Linked DNA regions of Homo sapiens: region 2 is linked to region 1. Evidence: chromatin loops called from intact Hi-C (ENCODE). Cell type or tissue: PC-3. All regions are shown on one strand. Each heading gives the region's core, and the rest is flanking DNA. Links, peaks and the distances in the headings are about the cores only. Region 1 has its middle 24 kb from the start of ACKR1. Region 2 overlaps CADM3 (cell adhesion molecule 3).

Region 1 (16,868 bases), core at 3,836-11,835:
TTCCAGGTTCAAGCAAATTCTCCTGCCTCAGTCTCCCAGGTAGCTGGGACTACAGGCACACACCACCATGCCTGACTAATTTTTGTATTTTTAGTAGAGATGGGGTTTCACCATATTGGTCAGGCTGGTCTTGAACTCCTGACCTTGTGATCCACCTGCCTCTGCCTCCCAAAGTGCTGGAATTACAGGCATGAGCCACCGCACCCAGCCCCTTTACCCTTTAAAAAATATATTCATTTGATGTTGGTAGTGGTGTTCATAAGCTTTTGCTAGCATTATTAATAGCAAGCAACATTTCTTAATAAATGACTGTGGATAACACAAATTAAACTTAATTTTGTTTTCTGCTAAAGACCATAACTTACGACATTTTTAAGGATCTTCTCTTACCTTGTTTAATATAAATTTAATTGTTTCTAACACCATTTGGTTGGCATTCCCATCAGGTGTCTAACAGTTGTTGTAAGGTCAAATTTGATATGTCTTACATCAAAATATTCTATTATTCTATCCTTGGTAGATTCAGAAAATATTGTATGTAATGTTTAAGTTGTTTCAAAGAATATCGCATCTATTGGCATAGTTGTGACTACGTCCTCTAGTGACAAATTTAAACTATGCAATGTATATGGCACCAAAAAGTCTGCTGAATTTTTGGCTAAAATTTTGGGATAGATATATTGATTTGAATTGAATTCTGTTTTGCTCAAACTATTCATACAATGTCAAAAGGATATCATGACCATTTTCTAATATCTTCACCTAATAAAGCCCAAGATAATAAAGCTAATAGCTTCTTCTTTAGTCATGGAATTTGCCAATTTTATAAATGTAACTTTCTTTATCTTTCAATGAGCAGGTCAAAATTGTGTTTGACGTTTCCAAATTGCAAATTTGCTGTTAATAATTCTTTTTTTCAAGCCCCCATAGCCAAGACAATCCTAAGCAAAAAGAACAAAGCTGGAGGCATCACGCTACCTGTCTTCAAACTATACTACAAGGCTACAGTAACCAAAACAGCATGGTACTGGTACCAAAACAGATATATAGACCAATGGAACAGAACAGAGGCCTCAGAAATAACACCACACATCTACAATCATCTGATCTTTGACAAACTTGACAAAAGCAAGCAATGAGGAAAGGATTCCCTATTTAATAAATGGTGCTGGGAAAACTGGCTAGCCATATGTGCAAAGCTGAAACTGGATCCCTTCCTTACACTTTATACAAAAATTAACTCAAGATGGATTAATGACTTAAATGTTAGACCTAAAACCATAAAAACCCTAGAAGAAAACCTAGGCAATACCATTCAGGACATAGGCGTGGGCAAAGACTTCATGACTAAAACACCAAAAGCAATGGCAACAAAAGCCAAAATTGATGAATGGGATCTAATTAAACTAAAGAGCTTCTGCACAGCAAAAGAAACTACCATCAGAGTGAACAAGCAACCTACAGAATGGGAGAAAATGTTTGCAATCTATCCATCTGACAAAGGGCTAATATCTAGAATCTACAAAGAACTTAAACAAATTTACAAGAAAAAAAATCCCATCAAAAAGTGGGCAAAGGATATGAACAGATACTTCTCAAAAAAAGACATTTATGCAGCCAACAGACATGAAAAAATGGTCATCATAACTTGTCATCAGAGAAATGCAAATCAAAACCACAATGAGATACCATCTCATGCCAGTTAGAATGGCGATCATTAAAAAGTCAGGAAACGACAGATGCTGGAGAGGATATGGAGAAATAGGAACACTTTTACACTGTTGGTGGGACTGTAAACTAGTTCAACCATTGTGGTAGTCAGTGTGGCGATTCCTCAAGGATCTAGAACTAGAAATACCATTTGACTCAGCAATCCCCTTACGGGGTATATACCCAAAGGATTATAAATCATGCTACTATAAAGACACATGCACATGTATGTTTATTGTGGCACTATTCACAATAGCAAAGACTTGGAACCAACCCAAATGTCCATCAATAATAGACTGGATAAAGAAAATGTGGCACATGTACACCATGGAATAATATGCAGCCATAAAAAAGGATGAGTTCATGTCCTTTGCAGAGACATGGATGAAGCTGGAAACCATCATTCTCAGCAAAATATCACAGGGACAGAAAGCCAAACACCGTATGTTCTCACTCATAAGTGGGAGTTGAACAATGAGAACACATGGACACAGGGAGGGGAACATCACACACCAGGGCCTTTTGGGGGCTGAGGGGCTTGGGGCAAGGGATAGCATTAGGAGAAATACCTAATGTAAATGACAAGTTGATGGGTGCAGCAAACCAACATGGCACATGTATACCTGTGTAACAAATCTGCATGTTGTGCACATGTACCCTAGAACTTAAAGTATAATAATAATAATAAAGGTCACATACACACAAAAGAAAATTCTCTTTTTCATTCTCATTGTTTTTATTGGTAATTAAGTTTTTATTTAGTAAGGGATATGAAGTTGCAGGCATTTCCTTTCACCTGTTCAAGTTGAAGATTTAGTAGGAATAATTTTCTTGCCCATGTGCATTGTTTTCATAAATAATTATTTATGTAATAAAACATTTGTAATGTAATAATCACACATTTTATCTGGGTATTGCATTTCAGAAGTATGGTTACTTTCATTGTTTATAATTCTAAATTGCTCATCTTTTTTTTTCTTTTTTCTTTACAGCTTCTTTTCTTTCATGAGCTCAAATTTCTTAATGTGTATATCACAATCTTGTACTCATTCTCATTTAAGGGATTTTAAAAATAGCTGTAAAAGTGTACAAGATTTGAGTATATTCTCATTAAAATTCAAATTAAAATAAATATGAAAGATTTTATAAACAAAATAACATGTATGTTTTTAAGAAAGTTTTTTTAAGTACTTAAATGTGTTCAAATAAAAAGGCAAATATGAATTGTATTTAATAAATATCATGAATTCAAGATTATTTTAAGCTAAAGTTTTATTTTTTAAGCTTTACTTAAATCTCAATATTTACTTAAAACTCAAATATTTTTACAAAATTAATTTGTTCACAATTCTAGAGTTCAATTTCTTTGTACCTGCCAATGTAAAGAATCAGGGCCATACCTTTCTAATATTACGCATATTATGTTGGCCACAAATGTCTAAAGTTAAGAGTTATATAAACTGTTTAACATTGCAAAACATTTCTCATCTGCCATGTGTAACCTGTGCTAGTTGATGATTCTCTGTGAAACTGCAAATTGGAATGCAAAGAGAAGCAAGAAAATGGACAATTGGCACTACTGGGGAATGATAATCTTTTATACAAGAATGTGATATATTCATGTTATCCTAGAGGACAAATTTGACAAGTTAATTAATTTGTTTTTTTCTGTCCTAATAGCTTCTGCCATTCAAACCCCTCCTAGTGCCAGGGTGTATCCATCTCCTAGCGCCACAATCCACCAACTTAATGGTATTTGGATACAATTGCTTCTTAAATTAACTTTATTATTAATTGACACATAATAATTATACATATTTATGGGGTACTGAATGATACTTTGATACAGTTATACCATGTGTAATGATCAAATCATGGTAATTAGCATATATATCACCTCAAAACACTTATCCTTTTTTTGTGTTGGGAACATTTAAAATCCTCTCTTCTCATAATTGTCTTTCATTTTGAGGACAAAGGACAAGAGATGTGGAGAAGCATTTCTCTGGGGGAATGAAAGGTGTTAGGGCAGATGTAAGGGTTATATGTCCTTAAGCCAGCACTGGACAATGGATCCTCGGGGCAGAAACCCCTTTGGGTTTTTATTTTAATTTTTTTATATTTTTATTTATTTATTTATTTATTCTTTTTGAAGCAGAGTCTCACTCTGTTGCTCAGGCTGGAGTGCAGTGGCATGATCTTGGCTCACTGCAACCTCCACCTCCCGGGTTCAAGCGATTCTCCTGCCTCAGCATCCCAAGTAGTTGGAATTACAGGCATGTGCCACCATGACTGGCTAATTTTTGTATTTTTAGTAGAGACCGAGTTTCACCATATTGAACAGGCTGGTCTCAAACTCCTGACCTCGGGTGACCCACCCGCCTCAGCCTCCCAAAGTGTTGGGATTACAGGCGTGTGCCACAGTGCCCGGCCCCACTTTGGGTTTTTTAATAAATTTAGTTTTGGCTGTGTTTATAATACAGTGGTCCCTCTCCAATGTGAGGCCTAAGGCAGGATTTCCTTGCCCAAATCAAAGAGTGTTACTGATACTAGCAATTGTTTTAAATACTTTCATGGTAATAAAATGCCATAAGTTTAGCTTATTAATATGCACATTGGTGATGAGAAGTCTTATTCCCTTTTTACCTGTGTCTCAAATGTTATCAATAACATTTATCAGTAGTCTAATTATATATCTTGAATTTCAATATCCTTTCCAGTTGTGGACATTGATGGCTTTTTTTTTTCTTCATCCTTTTCTCCTTCTCTGGTAAAATAAACAAACAAAAAACCAAAAAGTCTGCTATTCTAGTAACTGTACTTCCTCTGGGTGGTGTGCCAGGGGTTGGAATTTTCTGATTGGCCAACCTGGATCATCTGCTCATGACAGTCTTGGGAGAGATGAGGTCCCACCCACTGCGCTGGGTGGGCATGTAGTACAGGATGGTCCATCAAAGTTGCTTTCCCCACCCTAGACATGATGATTAGGTCAGAGATGGGCCTATGGCGCCAGCAAGGACTGGGTTTTGGGGGGGATTGATATGATCTCTAAGACTTTTCTACTTCAAAATTGTAAACACAAGACCATGTCGGCTGGGCGCGGTGGCTCACGCCTGTAATCCCAGCACTTAGGGAGGATGAGGCGGGCGGATCACGAGATCAGGAGATCGAGACCATCCTGGTTAACACGGTGAAACCCCGTCTCTACTAAAAATACAAAAAATTAGCTGGGCGTTGTGGCGGGCGCCCGTAGTCCCAGCTACTCCGGAGACTGAGGCAGGAGAATGACTTGAACCCGGGAGGCGGAGCTTGCAGTGAGCCGAGATCGCGCCACTGCACTCCAGCCTGGGCGACAGAGGGAGACTCCGTCTCAAAAAAACAAAAACAAAAACAAAAGACCATGTAAGCCTAGAGAGGCCACAATCTATTTTTGCTGTGAACTAGAGACTGCATACCTGAGGAAAAAAAAAAAAACAACACAGAAGAGCAAGAGCCAGAAGACTGAGAGAATGGCATCTGATGATTTCACTTGAGCCCCTGGATCCAACCTCACTTATTGTGGATTTTTGAGTTACATGAGCAATCACATCCTTTTATTCTCGTCTTTTCTTTTTTATCTACTTCTTGTTAAATTTTGTCATTTATAATGAATGTCTTCCAAATAATACACAACCTTCCTCCTACCTGCCTTCTGGTATTGTTCTTTTATGTACTTCAGCATTTGACATGACTTTCCCATTCAAGTCTCTGTGACACTGAATAAATGAATGAATGAAGCTAACAATGACTTACTGCTTTTTCCTACATTCAGAAGTACTTATCACATCTGTCATTTACTTCTTTGATATGTGTATTATTTTCATGTTTACAAATGAGGAAAAATTTGCTCATAAAGTTTATGTTTCTTGCCCACAATCAATAGCTAGCTAGCAACTGGGGCAGAATTCAGAGCCTGGACTGACTGACTTAAAAACCTAAACCTTTTCTCCCTCCTCAATGAATCACCAGTAACGAAAATAGTGTTGTTGGATTATTTGTTTGCTTAAGATACTCTAAATCAAGTTATCTCCCAGTTGCCTGTCTCTTAGCGGTTCCATGATTCTCTTTGCTTAGCATATCTCTTCACGTACTTCCCCCAAAGAGATCATTGATGTCTCCCCAGTGTCTGCAAATCAATTAGTTTAATAAGTAGTGATTCTCATGTTTGACTTTTGGACTTCTTCTTAGCATTTTTATGATTCTTCTTAGTATCTTCAGCACCAAGCACACACCCTGCCACATAGTAGGTGCTGCAGGCTACAGAAGAATTCTTTGAACCTTTGATTACTTGCTCCTTGACTATATGAAAAAATAACTACTGTGTTCCTGAGTCTTCTTTTTTCTAAAAGAGACTTCCTTAATCCTTTCAGTTCTTCCTTATAAACATGTTTCAGTTGAGGAGGGTTTAGGTTATTGCAGTCTTATGAATATGAAGGACAATTTTCTTAGGAAGATTACTTTGATATTTATGTACAGGTTGGTAAGAGGAAAAAGAGAAAGGAAAATGACCAGTGGTGTTCTATCACAGGAATAAGCCATGAGCTTTTCATGGCCCTTACCATAACACGACAATTATTTATTTTTCACTACTATTAGACTGTAAATTCCATAAGTGCAGGCACACTATTTGTCTTGTTTGTTAATTTTTTTGAATGTCAAGTATAAAACACATGACCCTGCACCTGGTGTGAAGCCTATAGGCTTAAAGTTAGACTACGTTAGTTCAAATCCTGGATCACTCTATAATATGCAAACTCTCATAGATCAAGCCACATAATTCCCATAGCCTTGATAGTTTTGTTTTTAAGTGGATACCAGTCATTCCTATCTCAAATATTCATTGTGAAAATTAAGTTAGGTAGTTCATAGAAAGTGTTTAGCATAATGATGGGCACATAGCACTCAAAAATGCCTTCAAAATTATTATCAGGCCTTCAATAAATATTTTTAAACGATCTAGTTGTAGTTTCCTGACCTTCACTATTCTTGTTCCTAACCTCTCCATACATGCTGGTTTGATAATGTTCCTTGCTTTTAAACAACATTTCAGGGGGAATATGACCAATGAAATATCACAAAGACTGGCCACCTTCCTTTTGCATAGTTAGCTTTCTCATCTAATCAGGAGTTGACTCCTTTGTGCTTGCAAGACCCCTAAAGCTTTCTCAAACATGTGTCATTTATCAGCTTCTTCATGGAAATCTTGGGGTAGTAACTAAGCACTCATCAGATTGGAATCCAGTAGTCAGGGTGATAGCTTTGGCTTTAAAACGAGGTGTGGACCTGAGGGCAAATAGAAAGGACATTATCTCCTCAGTAATCTGAGGAAGCAAAGAAAATAACTCTGGAATTGGAGTTGGATGGCAGGAGAACAAAAGTTAAAACTGGGAAGCAGGATGGAGATGACAATAAATACTTGCTTTCTGTGTCAGCAAATGCCAAGCTGAAGTAATAAAACTGTACTTATAGTTGTTAATCCAGATATAGTTTGCATCCTGAGAGCTTTGCATATTGCAATAAAGTGTCTTTGTCCTCTGAAACAGCTGTGGGGGAGGGCTGGAGCTGAGAAGTGAAGGTGAAAGCAAGTGGGTCCTGGGGCACGGCCTTCGGAGGGGCAGCTGCTCCTCACCTCTTGTGGTGGAGTGGTAATGGAATCAGCAGTGAAGGCGGCCACAGAGCCTGCTGTTTGGGAGCTGCTCTGGGTGCCTGCTTCATCACATGTTAAGAGAAGATCATGTGCTTTCACCAGCCCAGATGGACACCACCTGTTTCTGTGCCAACATCCTGAATTTGTGGGCACTGAGCGGCAGCCAAAGGGCAATGTCCTGACTAAATTGTAGCTGTGGGCCTTAGCCCTGTCATCGAACTAAACACATTTCTCTACGCCTTTGATTCTCTCTGTGTGTGGAGATGGGCCCACAGCCCAGGCACTCATAGGCAAAAACCAATACCTCCCTGCTCTCAGGCATATCCAGGACTGAGCCAGGATAGCGTCTCATCCAGAGAAGGGACTGGCCTTCTTTTGAACATATCCTTCTCGATGACTGGTATCTTGAAAATGTATAATGAAGATCTGGTTACAGAGTCAAATCATTGACTAGTTAATGAATTAAAAGGTTGCTTCTAAACTTAATGTTTGGCTCCTGTAAGAAAGATTTAGGCCTATGTTTAGCCTAGCTCACCTAAAAATAAGGTTTCCTTTTCTCCCAAATTCAAAATGCCTTGAGAAAATATAATACCACGTATACATCCTGAAGCCCTATGTGACCGAGTCCTGTCTCCAGCTTGCATTTATAGATACTCTGAAAACAGAAAATAATTCAAATAAGTTTGATCTTTGATGCCCTCAAAGAACATTTAGGGGAATCCCATTCAGAAAGCACAACATTCCTGGCACAGAGCAAGCATTTCATAGATAGCAGTTTTGCTTGCGATATTATTATTATTATTATTATTTTCAATTTATTGTTGTTTTATTTTACAAGCCCCTCCCCAAGTTCCTATCTCTACAGGGGCTCTGTCCCAAAACCCTAAAATCTATTTCTGAAAGCTCCTGTCAAAGCACACATCTTATCTGAATCGCACAGAAAGCCATTAACAGCTAGGAACACAGCTTAAATTAGTTTATCAGATTGGCTTCACTCATTTAACAGAGACCAAAGTAACAGAACCCTGGAGCCCAGTAAATAAATAGAGGTTTCCTGGCCTCCAAAATGCAGAGTATTCAAAACAGTGCTTGTAAGAGGCTCAAATTTCCTGGTCTAAAAAAGACAAATACTTTGAATAAATGTAACAGAAAAACTAGAGTCCACTCATAGTGGATAAATTTTCTTCTTACACATTTGGAGGAAGTAGCTACCTTTAAATGTGAATGTAAAAAAAAAAAACAAGACACATTCCTAGACTTTGTATGGCATAATGCAACTGATAGAATACAAACAGAGCAATAAGTTTCTACTTTATGATATCTTCTACAGGAAGCATTACAAATTAAGAGTGTATGTCTCTAGCATTAACTTAGAGAAGCAATTCAATTGTGGAGAAATATACTTTGACAGGATAAGGTCAACTTATCAATCAACAGAAATTTTATGGCATAACTTTTTTTCCTATCATCAGTATTTGCTGAGCATTTACAGTGTACTAGGCACAACAGAACATACAGAAAACATTGTCCCTGCTCTTGAGGAGCTCACATTCTAAAAGAAAAAATACACCTCTTTTAAAACGGCATTTTTTTCGGTGTTTTCTGCAAAGTACCGAGGAAATATTTTGTAAAGTGAGCTTTGGGTATAACTTAGCCCCATCCTTATTTAGAGAATAGAGGAAGAGAAAGAGGAGGGATTTTCAAGGCAGACAATGACAAACCATTCAGGATAGGTAGGGTTTTAAAGAGCGAGAAACACAGTCTCATCAACTAAGGAGAGATTTGCTGTAGTAAATAGGATAAGGGAAATAGTCTGTGGGATGCAAGCAAAGGAAGCAGGGTGTCTTAGACATTGAGTGGGGCAAGAAAGATCATGCGGCTTTTTTTCCAAGTATATGGCCACCAAGTAGGAATGATTGGTGACAAGACAGAAGGCTAAAAAAGGAAGGTAATTTTGTGCACCTAACATCCCACTCCTTTAATTCTAAATTCTACAATTACTAAATAGTTTTTGATTCTCCACTTTGCCAATTGTGTGACCTTAGTCACGTCACTTAAACTTCTGAGGCATGTCTTTAACAGCACAATGAAAAGGCTAGGCTACATAATCACTATGTTTCTTTCAGGTGCTAAACTTTTCTGTAAATTATATCATTTGTAATTTAATCTCCTGGGCAGACAACATATCCAGAAGCTACTATAAGAGAACTGGTTCCAATTTTTAAGCTTTATATAATATAATGTGCATCTTTTCCTATTAAATTTTGCTACTGTTTCTATTTACCTTTAGTCTGGACCAACTGGGGTACTTCATTAGAGGAATATTATTGTTCCTATTAGATATCATATTACAGTTTACAAAGTGTCATGCTAGAAGACAGGCAATAGGGCATAATGATCAGAGAGTGTGGGCTCAAGAGCCTGACTGACTGGGTTTGATACCTTCTTCACTGCTTCTTACCTGCATGCCCTTGGGATAGTTACTGGTGCTCCAACATTACCTATACGAAAAAGGGATACAAGAGTACCTGCTTAATAGGATTATTGTGAGGATTAAATGAATTAATACATTAAAGTGTTTCAGACAGTTGCACAGCCCATAGCAAGCACTCAGTGACCATTAGCTACAATGTTAATTACAACTATCATATCCATTGATCTTCACAAAGCTAAACAGTCATTTCTAGTGACCCTTCAGATGAAGCAACTGGAGGATAAGACAAGTTGCACTGATTGTCAAAGGTCGCGCAATTCAGAAAGTTGGGTCATGAGAATGGAACCTAGGCATTCTAATTTCAAGTCTAGTGATCTCTCCATACACTCTGCTTTCCCTGTGAAGCCAATGGCTGGAATTTCACCATTGACTGGTCTGATGAGATTCATCCCAGCCGAACTCTGCCTCCTAGTGAGAGTGCACCCCAGTGCTCAGCCATTCATCTTTAAGTCTTCATCTTAATGACCAGCAGACAGTGCTAATAGCTACATCACTTTCAGTGTGGGGCACAAGCCATTATAATATCTCCCAGAGACATCTTCCTTCACTTCCTTTTCACTGGAAGTAATTACTGTCTTCTTTTAGCAGCCACATCACTTTATAGTGTCCATAAGAGTCCATATAAGAGTCCATACCATCATTCACTTCCCAGCACACACTATGGCTTCCTACATAAACATCTTATTTACTCTGCTACACTCTTCACTCCTTGAGTGAACTGTTGATGTCTTATTCAGTTTGCACCTGGTTATGCACTCTATAAGTATCTGCTGATTGAAGAGAAGAATGAATGAGTGTATACTTGAAGTATTTAGGATCAAGCCCCTGCAGAGAGACATAATTGAATTCAACTCAAGTAAATTTTGAATGATGAAATGTACCTGGCACTATACCATATATACCATTATAGGAGACCCAAAACATATGTCATAGTCTCTTAAGCTTTTTTGGACAGGCAAGACTTATACTCATGAAGAAATTATACCTGCGGGGGGAAAATGGAAATGAGGTAAGAGAGTACTGGCAGTCCTCAAATTAGAATGTTCTTCCAAAAATTCATTTAAGTTGGTTGTTTGAAGTTTGGAGTAACTCTATCTATGAAAACATTGTCATCAGCTTTATAATATGTTTCCAATATTGGTCCACAATATTTTGCCAGAAAAGTCAAAGATGGGAAGGACTTTAGAATTTATCTACTCAAAGCTTCTCATTTTATAGAAGAGACAGTATGACTTTCCTAAGATCACACAGTGAGTAAGCTGAAACTAGAATTCTCATTTTAGCAACACTCAGTAGTAGTAATAGAAAAGCAATCATCACGACAGGGAACTGTACTTGTGTAAATATTTATCAAATGTCCATTATGTGGCAGACTGTGCAAATGCCTTTTTACCCAAAGCACCATCCTTGACGATCCTCTCCTTCCTCTGCCCTCTTTGATTTACATTCTGCTGATTTTACTACTTCTATATTCCTCTGATCCATCCTCTTCTCCCCAACTCTACCATCACTTTTTTAGTTAAGGTCACTTCCTCTCTTATCTGGCCAATTACAGCAGCTTCCCAGTTTGCTCTCCCAAGTCCTTTGTCTCTAGAACCTCCAAAGTGATCTATGTATGACATTTAAGAAACAAACTATATCATTACATTTCTCTGCTTAGAACTTTCATATGAGTCCACTTTGCCTACCAGATGAAATGCAGGCTCCCTAACTTGTTCTACAAAGTTCTCCATTGTCTACTGCCTGTGCGCCTCCCCTGTCACTCCCCGCCTCCCACTTCAAGCAATGACAATACAGACCTGCTTGCCATTCTCTGCTCGACCATGATATTTTTCCTCCCTCTTCTAGCTCACATTCTCACCTCTCTCTGAAGTGCCCACCTCCGTTCTCAGCTCACCTGCCTAGGTCCTATTTGTCCTTTGGTAACAGAGGTATCCACTTCCCTCTGTCTCTATGTTGCTTCAGTCTGGCTCCTGAGAAGAGGTTTTTTTAGCTCTTTATTCACTAGATGGTGATAGAAAAGAACTCAAAACAATTTTTCCACTACCCTATTAGGTGACCAGGGATTTTCTAAAATCTTAGTATGTCCAGGAGCATTACTTGAGTGAGTCAAATCAGAGAATCCATGATATAACTGGACCCATTGCATTGACTGAAGAATTGATACGTATCTGAGGCAGAGATCGGACTGCATGTGATAACTGTGTCCCTAGAGAACAGGAATGGTCAGAGCTTGAGATGTTGACTGGCCAGCTGCCCTTCTAGGAAGATTGTCCCTAGAAGCCACTGCTGGAATGATCCTCTAGTGTAGGCACTGCTTCCAAGCAGCCTGCTCTCTTGTCCACCAACCTTTACCTCTTATGGTCCAGTGTCCTGCCTAGCTCTTTAAATGGCTTCTTCAGGGACTCATGACCCTAACAGCTTTTTTTTCTCCTGTGTTCCCCTGAGATCCTCTCAGACTTCTCCCAACAAGAACTGAGTCCAGCCTCCTTACATAATAGGGGTGTTGGTCTACTGGGAACCAGATATTTGCCCCAAAGCCTATTTACATGTGATTGCATAGGCCAACCACAGCTACCTAGCAATTTCCCGTCCAGCCTTTAAACCCAAAGGCTGATCATGTTCCCAGTAAGCGGAAATAAGGGTTCATTTTGCACCAAAATGATATTTCTCCAATAAAAATGAAATTGGATGACATTCATTTACAACAGGGTGTTCTTATGAAGCTTTAAGACTTAGTTCAGCATCACTGCTGACATGAAGCCACTCTGACAAGCAGGTCTTCCCCCACTCCTCTCTGTCTGGGCTGAGTGCCTTCACTCTGTGCCTTGTAATAAGCAGACCAATATCTCCATCACTGTGCTGACCACATTGTGTTGCAATGATCTGTTTATACACCTGTTTCCACCATATCTGTGAGCTTTTTGATAGCAGGGGAGATCTTATTCATCTTTACATTTTTTATCCTAACAACAGTGTCTGACACAAAGTAGATGCTCAATAAGTAATTGTCTTACTGTATTTCACTGACTTCCTTTGATAGCTGGAGTAAATCAGAGAGCTGACCTCTTCCCTCAGGAAAGTTATATACAATTTAACCTTGTTATTAGTATGGCAAAGAGCCATCCTTTTCTGAGGGTTCTTTTCTGATGCCTCCTAGGAAGGTGCCTCCTAGATGAGGCACCAAGAATTACTATGCAGATGAACGATACATAGAAATGTGTCTAGCAGGCCGGGTGCAGTGGCTCACGCCTGTAATCCCAGCACTTTGGGAGGCCAAGGCGGATGGATCACCTGAGGTCAAGAGTTTGAGACCAGCCTGGCCAACACGGTGAAACCCCATCTCTACTAAAAATACAAAAGATTAGCCTGGCATGGTGGTGCATGCCTGTAGTCCCAGCTACTCGGGAGGCTGAGGCAGGAGAATCTCTTGAACCTGGGAGGTGGAGGTTGCAGTGAGCCAAAATCACACCATTGCACTCCAGCCTGGGCGACAGAGTGAGACTCCATCTCAAAAATAAATAAACAAACAAACAAATAAATAAATAAATAAGAAGGAAAGAAAAGAAAAAGAAATATGTCTAGCACACCAACAACAAACAGCTCAGACTGGCTGAATGGCCAGCCAGAGGTGTGATGATTTAAGTCAGTTAGATGTCTCTGGTAAGAAGTTTACAAGAAGTAAGGGTATTTTACATTTTCCCTCAGGTTTCTGGAGGAGGGGCACACTTTGCGGAAGGGTGGCGGGTACTCTGACCGATAGCACACAGAATCAAATCCCAAAAGGTCTTTAACGGTTATTTCTTTCAAGAGAACTTCATATTAAGCAATAATCCTACAGTCTAGATAATAATTTATTTTAAAAATAATAATAATCCAGCAGAGCCCTAGGCACATATGAAAGGCATTTACAATAGGGAGTCTTCCAGGAACTTTTATTCTTACAGAGGAGATAAGGCACGTGCATGTGCAATTGGTACACAGATATCTTTCTAGTTGCTTTTCTCTGAATTGCAAAAATTGGCAGAGGCAAGATCTAGTGGTGACGAGGGACTTCAACTAGCAGGACATCTGCTGGAAGTCTCATGCAGAACATCTGATGAATATTTACCTGGCCTTGCTGACAACTTCATCTCTCAGTAGGCAGAAAAAGTAATGAGAGGAAACTGCTAGTCAAGGCTTAATTATGACCAGTAAGGAAGACCTGGATAATGATGTGTGTGTTATAAGAAACTGGGAGGAAAGTGACTGTGACATTTCCAAAAACTGATAATAAATGATAGGGTGGCCCCTTATTATAATAAAATATGGCAACTATCTCAATTCCTTTTGGGAAACAAGCAGTGCATGAATAAATTAACAAAAATATTTAGATCAGTACTTCCCAGACACCAGGAGAACAAATGTCTAATAGTTCAGAGCAAAAGATTACGATCTTGTGACCTATGATGCAAAATTAATAATGGAGCCCCAACCTCTAACAGGATGGGCCCTTCTAAGAAATGAAATTCAAATAAAATAATCATGAGTCATCCTGATAAAAAAAAAAAGGAGAAAGCAGCTAACAAAACCCATGGGGCTTCATAAAGAGCTCTTTGATGAGCTCAGATTGAATAAAGGCTTGCACAAAAGATATAAGGAGGAGAACATAGCAGAACAAATCCAAAACTTCACATGGTCCTGTAAGGACAATAATAAGACTAATGCTCACGATACACTGAGGATTCACTATGTGCCAGGAACTGTGCTCAGCACTTTTGCATATATTAACAAACTGATTCCTCAGAAGAGCATGACAAAGTCGATGTCATATTTATCTTCTTGTTATAGATGAAAGATCTAAGAAACAAAGTGGTTAAGTTACTGACCCAAGGCCAAAAACCCAATAAGTAGCAGAGTTGGGATTTTAATCTAAATAAGCTGGTCCAAGAGTTGACACTCTTAACCTCTATGCTCTCCTTCTATCGATTTCGCAATACTCCTCAGGACATTGTATGGCAAGTCAGAGCAGAATGCATAGGGCTTTGGCAAAATATAGTTTCAAATAGCTTTCAAAGGGGATATTCCATGTAAAAGGAAGAAGAAATGATAGAATAAAATGGAGGTGATAAAATGGAAACATGGCAAAGAAAAAGCAACCCTAATAAACTCTTAAATTCTTGCCATGTTCTCCAGAGAGGTTTTTAAGTTGGAAAAGGTAGATTAAATATTGTAGTCTTTAAGCCAAATTAAGAAGGCAAAGCTTCCAGTTTGCTCTAAAATATTAGTGGTTTTAGGATTTTGAAGATATTAACTGGCCCAAAGGGAAATAAGACACATTTGTGCTGTGATTGTAGCATAAAAGTAGAGAGCTCAGGTCAGAAGGTATAAAAGGGAAATATCATGGAAGCCAAGACCCTAAAGACCACGCAGGCCAGCGCTTTGTCCCATTTTACTCCATGTTACCAACTAGATCTGAAGTTTATGCTCAGTTCTGGGTATCACGTTTTGTGGAGAGTATTGACTAATCATTACTCCACCCATGTCCAGAGAAGTAAAAACCAATGGTAAACAATAGGTACTGTGCTGTGTGGAGATCTCTTGGTGGAAATGGGGCTGTCTTATCACTATAGGTGTAGGTCAGGTGCGGTGGCTCATGCCTGTAATCCCAGCACTTTGGGAGGCTGAAGTGGGTGGATCACCTGAGGTCAGGAGTTCGAGACCAGCCTGGCCAACATGGTGAAACCCCGTCTCTACTAAAAATACCAAAGAAAAAAAAAATGAGCCGGGAGTGGCAGCAGACGCCTGTAATCCCAGCTACTCTGGAGGCTGAGGCAGGAGAATCGCTCCAACCCAGGAGGGGAGGCTTCAGTGAGCCAAAGTCGTGCCATTGCACTCTAGCCCGGGCAACAAGAGCAAAACTCCAACTCGAGCAACAACAACAAGAACAATAAAACCATAGGTATAACATTTGAATGGTAATTCACTATTTACAAAGTGCTTTCACAGGCATTATTTTCCTTGATCCCAACAACATTCTTCACCAGTAAATACTCCTAGCCCATTTAACAAAAGTTCAGAGGAGGAAATCAAGATGGTAGCAGAACTGGAACTGAGTTTAAGCCAAAGGCTCTGCTCACTATAACCAAGCTCCCTTATTGTTGCTGTCTTCAAAGATCTGAAAGACAATCATGTAGAAGAGGGGTTAGATTGTCCTCTTAGCTCTATCTGAGCTCTAAAGTATAAATAACTTTTCAGCACCCTGACCCTGTTCAAATGGAGCCAACAGGATGACACATAAAGTTATTCCACTGATGGGAAATTTAGTCTATTAGAGCAGTGGTTCTCAGACTTCTACATTTCATGAACAAAACAACAACAATAATAAATGGAGAACTTACATGGGATTAACAATTTTACCACCTACCTTTTGTCAGCTCACTGAAAAAAAAAGAAACTGAACAGCAAGGAAAGAACAGCTTACTGCCACACTGCCTTTCTGTATTCCATTTTGCTACAGACTGGTTAAAAAAAAAAAAAAAAAGTCACAAATTGGCAACAATCCACAGACCATTATTTGGGAAACATTGGATTAGAGAGTTTTTAAGGTTCTTTCTAATTTTAAAAATAGTACGACTTTAAATCATGTATTTTGGTACTTAATTATGCCTTTCTTAAATTTTAGCTAACATCTTGAAAGCTTACTCAGTGCCAAGCAATGTGTTAAGTTCTGTACATGTCAGTCAATTTAATGCTCCAAATAACCCAATGTAAAAGATACTGCTGGTCTACTTTCATTGGAAACTAAGACTCAGAGAAGTTCTGTGACTTGTCTCAGGTTGCACAGCTGAATTGAACTTTGATATCTAACTTCAGTGCCTCTACTTTTAACGACTGCTGTAAGAGCGAATGTTTGTGTCCCATCAAAATTCATATGTTGAAATCCTAACCCCCAATATAATGGTTAGGAGGTGGGGCCTTTGGAGCAAGATTAGGTCA
Region 2 (8,000 bases), core at 1-8,000, 52 kb after region 1:
GAAGACAGGATGATAACAGCCCTGAGCCATTTTAGGAGTGTCTGTTTATCCCATCTCCTCATTCCCTTCTCACTATGATCAAACACTTTAGACATACGGACAGGTATGACTTGAAATCTGCATTCTAATGCAATACAGTCAGGAGGCCAGACTTTGAACTCTTAGTTGTCCTCTTAAACTAAGTAGAGGGATTTTATACCCTTTCCCCCAATTTATCTTGCTGTTTTCACACATATGTAATAAAACTGGGGGGAAAAAGTTCCTCATCTTAGGAAAGTACTTGAGAAAGGAAACATAACAGAGTCAAACGCAGAATTCAATTTAGCTCATTGGAAGGGTATGGGAAAATAGAGACTGGGAATGGGCCAGAAATCCCAGAAAATCAGAAGTAAAGAATATATTCTCTGGAGATGAAAAATCTCAGCCCAGGTTCCAACAACTTGCTCATACTCTGCACTACCCATCCCAGTGCCCCAATACCTGTCTGAGGGCATGGATGAATTCCCTTTCTCAGTGGGCTCTGTCTTATTCTCCTATGCTCCTTATGTTGCACTTTAGATATTACAGGCTGATGGCTTGGTGTGGTGGGATAACAATGCTGTGGAAAAGTTTAATTTGTTAGAAGTCAAGCAAGAAAGCACTCATCTCTGCTGGTTCTGATTTTCCTGACTTGTTTTTACTGTTTCCCTTCACTGGATGATCAGAGTCTGGGTGTGGATGACAGGTTCAGGGCAATGGTTAGGAGCATTACATGAAGAAAAATGTGTTCTGCTCTACACACCCACACTACTCTAGTTTCACTGATTCCCCCAATCCTAACTGCTATTTAGTCTCCCTGCACTCTTCTCACTTAAAAAAAAAAAAATCTGTATTTTTAAAATTGCGGTACATTGTTCGCATTAGCCTCACTTTGTGAGAATTTCACTCTTCTGTGAAATAGATACATTCTCCCAAGTCCACAGATCTCACAGTCCCCGAAATGGAAAATAATATTGTTCTGACATAAAGAACTCTTATCTCTCTTCTTAAATCTCCATTGAGTGTCTCTTATTTGATGGGGGCAAACACACATTTTTGTTCCCTAAGATAGATGCATATTTTGACATGTGCCCCTCAATACACACACACAAGACACTCTGATTCTCACTAATCATATTTCTGGGGTTTTTTTCTGACATGAACACACAGATTTTATTATGACCCAGATACAGAGCCCTTTTCACATGCCCATATTAATCAGAACCCCTTACTTCCAGAATACCATATGGCTTAAACTCAGAGATTCTCCCCAAAGCAGAATTCAGGCTCTCTCTTCTGCTCAAACTCCCCAGGAGAGGGCCAGAATCCTCTCCTCTCCAGGGTTGAGGCTCAGTCCATCTGTCACTGACATTGGACTCCAGGGCTTGGAAACCAGAAAAGAGTTGGCATTAAGTGGCAATTGAGGATAAATCAAAATATGGGAGGCTCAGGGGCTTAGTGGTGGTAATTTTTATATTTGTGTGAGATTAGCAGATAGAAGTTATGGGAAGAAACATATAATATGTATTTGGAAAGATCTCATCCTTAAGAACTACAGCAAGAACTAGTGAGTGCAATTGTTTCACTGTAATTTTTGCATTTGCTGGGCAAAAAAAAAATGATTAGGAGCAGATGGTAAAACTGGCTTCTCATTTTATAATAACTCAAGAACTCAGCTCCAGGCTCTTCAGACTGACTGACTGCTATGCTAAGTTCCAAGTTACCTCTCATTGATATACTTACTGAAATCAGAATTGGAAGCAAAGCGCCAGGTCATAGAAGGGTAAAAGTAAAATATGAAACAAGAATCTGCATATTTCCAATAAAATCTGTTGTCAGAAGTACTAGTTCTTCATCCTACCTTGCCAGTATTTGGGAGTATATGAAGAAAGGGGAGAAATGAATAATGGCTAGCCTACAGATGAGTGCCTGAGACATCAGCCTTCATTACTTTTTCTTTTTTCTCTCTAGAGCAAGGTGATGCACCTGACCTTCTTGACCCTGAACTAGAAGTAAATGAGCCAAAGGTGCTTATAATTAGCAATCAATACACAGTTAGTGTAAGTCTAGCTGGGGAAAGGGAAAATAAATCCTTAGAGAAGACAACATTTTAGTTTGTTCTTTAAGTTATTTAGCTTTCTTATTGTTCTCTTGGAGACTTCCAAGAGAAAGAGAGAGAGAGAAGAGAATCTTGAAGAATCCCAGGGGTAAGAGTTCACATTAAAGAATGATATATGTGCTGAAAAATATGTTGAGATTTCTGTATTTGAGTCCTTTCTGAAACCTGCCTGCTCTTCATGAGAACAGGGGGCTTAGGAAGATGAGTAGATGGGAGACACTCCAGCTGTTACTATAACCCTAATTCTGTCTTGCTGAAGCCTCGCTCATAGAGATAAATCACTCTCATTACCTGTCCTTGAGGAATGAAGTTTCTCCTTGTTTCAAATGAAGAAATGAAAGAGGAGTCCTGGAAATTCATCCTGGAAGCCTGCCTCTCCAACTAGACTCTGCTGTAGGTCACTCATAAGTATTAACTATTATATTAACTCTTATCCATAAATTGACATGGGAAAATCAGCATTTAGGGGATGAGAAGCTTGTGTAGTTCTGATGCGATGTGAAGAACAGGCTGGCTAATCTAAGACTGACGGGCTGAGCACTCTCAGCTCCCTACGCCGTTTGATATCATCAGCTTATTGGAAGGTACCCTTAAAGCATAGCAGAGTAGAGTTTAAAGATGCATCTACTGAGATATGGCCAAGGACCTGTGCTCTGGGAGAAGATGGTTATATTTAAAGCCATTTAGTTTTGTACAAGGTGGTTATAAAGGTGGGGAAGTTAAGTCAAGATTTTGATATTTGTTTTCTCCTATACATGTACTAACCAGGCCTAACCCTGCTTAGCTTCCGAGATCAGACAAGAGCCGGTGCGTTCAGGACGGTATGGATGTACACTTGATACTTGCTTTCTATGCCTCTCATTTACTGGATTCCTCCATTATCTATTCTGATAACCCATTGTTATGTATTGTCTTTGCTAAGGTTGAGGGAAAAGGGTAAAAAAGCACCATGACAGGAAAGTTAGAGTTGGTTGTCATGCTCAGAGTGCTATTAAGAGGTACATGTTTATAAACTGGGTAGGATTCATTTTACATTCCACACTTATAGTGTATACAGTCAATCCTGCATATACATGGGTTCCACCTCCATAGATTCAATCAATTGCAGATTGAAAATATTTTTAAAAGCTGTGCCAGTACTAAACTTGTATAGACATTTTCCCCTGTCGTTATTGCCTAAACAATACAGTAAAACAACTATTTACATAGCATTTAGATTGTATATGGTATTATAAGTAATCTAGAGATAACGAAGTATACAGGAGAATGTGCATAGGTTATATGCAAATGCCACTCCATTTGATATCAAGGACTTGTGCATCTGCAGATTTTAGTATCTGTGGGAGGTCCTGGAACCAATCCTTCATGGATACCAAAGTACAACTGTATATTGTTATCATATAAGAGCAATACTATCTCAATCTAAAACAGAACTATATATAGTTGTATTTTTAATCTATGAATCCAGATATGACAAAACATTCAGTTCTTTTGAGGCCATTTGAGGTCACTGTAGGCCACAATTTCCTGAGCATCTTACAAAAACCTTCTAGCACTTCTTTTTTAACCTAAGAATTGCTTGCCCTTCTGTTCCCTTTCTGCAGTTGATCAGATGGCTGTGAGGACTTTCTAGATCTATATCTCAGAGTTTTGTCATGTGTTTGTGGTGGAACAGGTCGGGGAGCATAACCAAGAACCTGTGTGTTTGTGGTGGCAGGGAGGGAGATTTCAGCCCTGTTCTGGGGACTGCACTGTGGAGAATAAGGAGATTATGAAACTTGGAGGTAAAACAGGACCATGGAGAGCAACAAGAAAAGCCTGGAGTGTCACTGTCAGGGGCTAGCACCATGGAGAGCTCAAAGCACAGGTATAATAGTTTGCTCCATAAAGAACAGGGGAACTGGGATCACGGGGTAAGGCAGCCAGCTCTCAAGCACAGGAACTAAAAGAACAGACATCATGGCTTCTATTAGGATCACTCTACGCTCATCACTTGCTCTATAAGGCCTCCTGAAGTGCTTTATTTGAACCTGTCTGGTTGATACACAGTCAAGAGACTGTGCTGAAAAATGAGGACCACCACCAGACTCAGTTTGTCAACATGATCTTCTGTGATTATGTTAAATACCTAGATATTAGTGGTGATGGAGGGGCTTTTAATGTGCTACAACTTACCGTGAGTAAAATTAGGCCTATCTTCTAAAGAGGGAACAGAGAGCCTGTGCCCCCTCAGAGACAGTAGGATGCAAGAAAGTCAAAATATGTATTTTCGTCAGGTAGGGTATGAGACGTATCAGACTCAGAATGTCCCAATGTATCCAAAATTGCTGTAAGTAGTTCAGACAATCACACTAGAAGAGAGGTATGGAATCATGCCTCTTAAGAAGAGTATTGTTCTCAGGATTTAGAAGTTTCTCTGTTAGTTGAGGAATTTGATGACGGCCTTAAGGCTTAGGAAAATTTTGGTAAAGAAAGAAATGATTCTTTAGTAGTTGCTGCTTCAGTGAAGAATATGTACCTTTACTTCTTAGCATCTTAGCTTCTATTGTGTAAAAATCTCAACAGATTCATGCGTTCAAGCCTCTTGAGAGCTCGACTTCTCTGTACTAGAAGGGATGGATCTTCTTGTCATATATAACAGAATTGGACTGGGTTTTTACTTGGGTAGTTATTGGAGCCCTGGGCACCAGCTGGTTCTGACCTTGTAAAAAATCATCACTACTGCTGATCCCAGAGGCAGAAACAGGTCTCTAGCCCTGGAAACTTGTTCTTCTTCATTTTATGATGACCTGAAGTATTTATACTTAATCGGAGCAAGTTCTTAGAAACAGAATCTTTTTCTGATGGCTTGCTTCTCCAGGGTCCTTTTCTGATGGTTTGTTTCTCTCTGTCTTTTGTAAGCATTTCCATGGGGATTGCTATTCTCAGAGATTAAGGGTGGACCTCTAAAACAAGACCCCATACAGGAAACAAAATGTTCTAGTACATGGGCCTATAGTCAGTGTTAAACATGAAACATTACATTCTAACATGAAAAATAAAAGAAAATATAATTACCAAAACTTTATAATAACTTTGAATTTTTCACTCAGTAGTCAGTAAGTAGCTGGTCCAATCCACAGCTTGCTTTCAACAAGAATCTGGAACCTAGATCACCATCCTTAGGTAAAATTCCATTACTGAGAATTAGATGACAAAAAAGGGATTGTTGAGCCAGTATGCAGTTCCACTGGAGTAGGAAACAACAAAGAATAAGACTAGTCACAGCCCCAGGGGTTTTCTTTCTCTGGTGATATTTTTTCCTACCAAGTGATTTAAGGAAAATAAACTTTTGATCCTGTTTTACATATTATTTGGACTGCAAGAAAGTAGTAACATCAAGAAGTACCAAAATCAAATCTAAGAATTTACAGAGCAATGGCACAACCTCTCAGTTTGTTATTTCAAAGTAACCAGAACGCCAAAGCGATGCTGTCTCTGGAATTTTATGGCTGCAGAACTATGAGTCACTCTCTCCAAGTGAATAGTGAATATCTCCAACAAGGCACTCTTGCAATTAGATTTGGACCTTCTTTCTTCTTCAGTTGGAAGAGGAAAGAGAAAGAGCCTAAGGGTAGTAAGCTGGCTCATTCTATCAGTCTAGGACAGAGGATTTTGAACTGTGTGGTAGAACCCCAGGTAGTTCCTTAAGGATTATAAGAATGTGTAAAAGCCAGTAAGACAGGGAAAAGGGATATAGGTCTTACTTCACCATTTCAACAACAGCATTCTCCTTTGATATGTTTTCCTCATTTGTTAAAAATGTCTCACATCTTTGTTTTAAAAACAAATGAGAAAACTGCTGCCCTAGAGGAAACTATTAAAACTAACAGTGCTATCCAGATCTATGGAGAAGCTTAGAATAGAATGGCATAACTGCTGGGTAGGCAGTTGACGTTACATACATTAGGACCTACATGAAACACACTGATTCTTCATGGAATTAACTAAACTCTGCTATGCAAGTGTCTCTGTGATGGTCTTAACTTTTCTGTGCCAGAAAATGCACATGTCTAAAAGGAGAGCATATCCTTCCCAAGAGTTACAGCTGCAACTAGGAGGAGAACAGGAACAGCAACAGAACAGTTACAGCTGCAACTAGGAACAGAAACTGGATGGAGTTGATCTGCCAAACAGATCTGTGGACAGCACTAGAGTGAATGCCTGCTGGACTTCTGTGGCACATTGGGCATGATGTCCTCACTGGGCATCTGGCCAGGGGGCTGTAGAATGAATGGTAGTGGACAGAGGTCATTGAGAAGAAATAGATGTTCATGTGTGGGGCAGTGCAGTACAAGGTTAAATTGCTATAACCTTATCTGAAACAAAGAGAGGCTATCCGTCTATCTATCTTTACCCTAGGCCAAGTCACAGAGTGCTGGAAATAACTTCAGAAGGAAGAGCCCAAGAAAGCTGGTCACAGTGTTGAATATTGAGCTGCTCACCAGAGAGAGGACACATTAAGTTCACAGGACTTATGTCCTCCAAACCCAGAATTGTCAACCACTGTGAAAACTAGTGGGGAAATGTGAGAAGGAAGGGCAGATGGGACATTCTAAATGTCTTACCTGTTCCTGAACTTCTAGCCACAACACTCATGGCCAGTCTTAGTTATCAGCTGCTTGCCCTCTCAATCCCTGTTCAGCCTTATGAAGCTTAAAAAATTTATGCTGTGCTCCAGGGAATGATATGCCCCAGCAGCACATTAAGTTTGTTTTCCTTATTTTAAATGGGAATAGGTATGCTACCACAACACCCTTGACAATTCAAACATCACCATAAGAGTATCTTGTCCTTAAACCTTCCCACCACATCTCTCATAGTTTTGGTCAAACATTACCAGTTAAGATACATATACATATTGCCTAGTTCTCTTCCTAGGGGCCCCAGGCCAACTCAGGGGTACGAAACACATGTCCATGATTGTGTGCAAAATAGTCTTCAGGATTACTGTCCGTGAGCATTAAATCTATGCATTTACCTCCCACCATCAGCACTGGCCTTCTTAGATCCAGAAACTAAAAGATAGAATTAATTTAAGACAGAAGATATGGTGGTTATGTCTCATGCATCAGTGTGTCCTGAGATACTGCACACCAGACAGATGTCCATTATCTGTAAAGATAATGCTCTTCAAGGAAAATGATGCTTGGTTTGACTCTTCTTTGGAAACAGACCCCTCCTGTTCATCTCCCACTTCCCCACCTCTTCTCTAGAAATTCCCCATTCAGAAGTTACTGCTTTCCACTGTTTCTCTCAGGCCACTGCTCTGAAGCATATTTCTAAATATGAGGATGTAACATTTCTCTTCCTCTCAACTTTAAGCCTGAATAGGGGCTGAACCCCCAGTTTGAGGACCAAGAAAGAAGAGTGTAGTTGGTGAAGAAAGACTTGGCTAGTATACTGATTTACTCTAGTCTATAGTTTTTTTTTACATCTTAGAGTAGAAGAGCTCACAGCTTTCTGGATGACGTCTTTCTCTCTTTTTGGGGCCCAGCCTAGCACCATCAGTTCCCATTGCTGAACAGTTGCAGTTTGGATCATATTTGCCTCTCGTCATAAAACTCAGCAGGTTAGGAAGGCCAGGGGCTGCAGTTGAAAGTCAAGGCCTAGTAGCAGGGTCATTAATGAAGCACAAACACCCAGCAGCCTCTCTGTCGTGCACTTAGCCTGCTCTCCCCAAGGACTCCCTTCAGCTCCTCAGTGAGTGGGGTCATCAGTGCAGTCCTCTGGGGAAGGGGATTCCACGTAGGGGAAAGGAGAGGCTGCTGTCTCTGTGGTGACTAGGGCGGGAACTCCCTTTGGGGAGTTTGATGGGTAGAGG

What was found. Hi-C counts contacts between places; a loop is a spot of excess contacts. Peaks named below come from ENCODE experiments on the same cell type or tissue, not always from the same donor. Only the 100,000 strongest peaks of a DNase experiment are listed, where the experiment ranks them.
Region 2: it touches region 1 in a loop (13-fold over the local background); 75 of 110 quality-filtered maps call a loop at or near these places.

The regions. Positions count from the first base shown.
Region 1 is chr1:159,220,266-159,237,133 of GRCh38, reverse strand. No RefSeq gene overlaps it. Among named protein-coding and RNA genes, the nearest start is that of ACKR1, 24 kb to the right of the region's middle. In PC-3, for the core only: no CTCF peak of the experiment used is centred there; DNase peaks (open chromatin) are centred at 7,023 and 7,503; H3K4me3 peaks cover 1,122 bases; H3K27ac peaks cover 2,543 bases.
Region 2 is chr1:159,173,445-159,181,444 of GRCh38, reverse strand. All of the region lies in intron 1 of CADM3 (cell adhesion molecule 3), which reads right to left. It also overlaps the pseudogene RNA5SP60. Among named protein-coding and RNA genes, the nearest start is that of CADM3, 5.8 kb to the right of the region's middle. In PC-3, for the core only: no CTCF peak of the experiment used is centred there; a DNase peak (open chromatin) is centred at 3,974; H3K27me3 peaks cover 3,545 bases.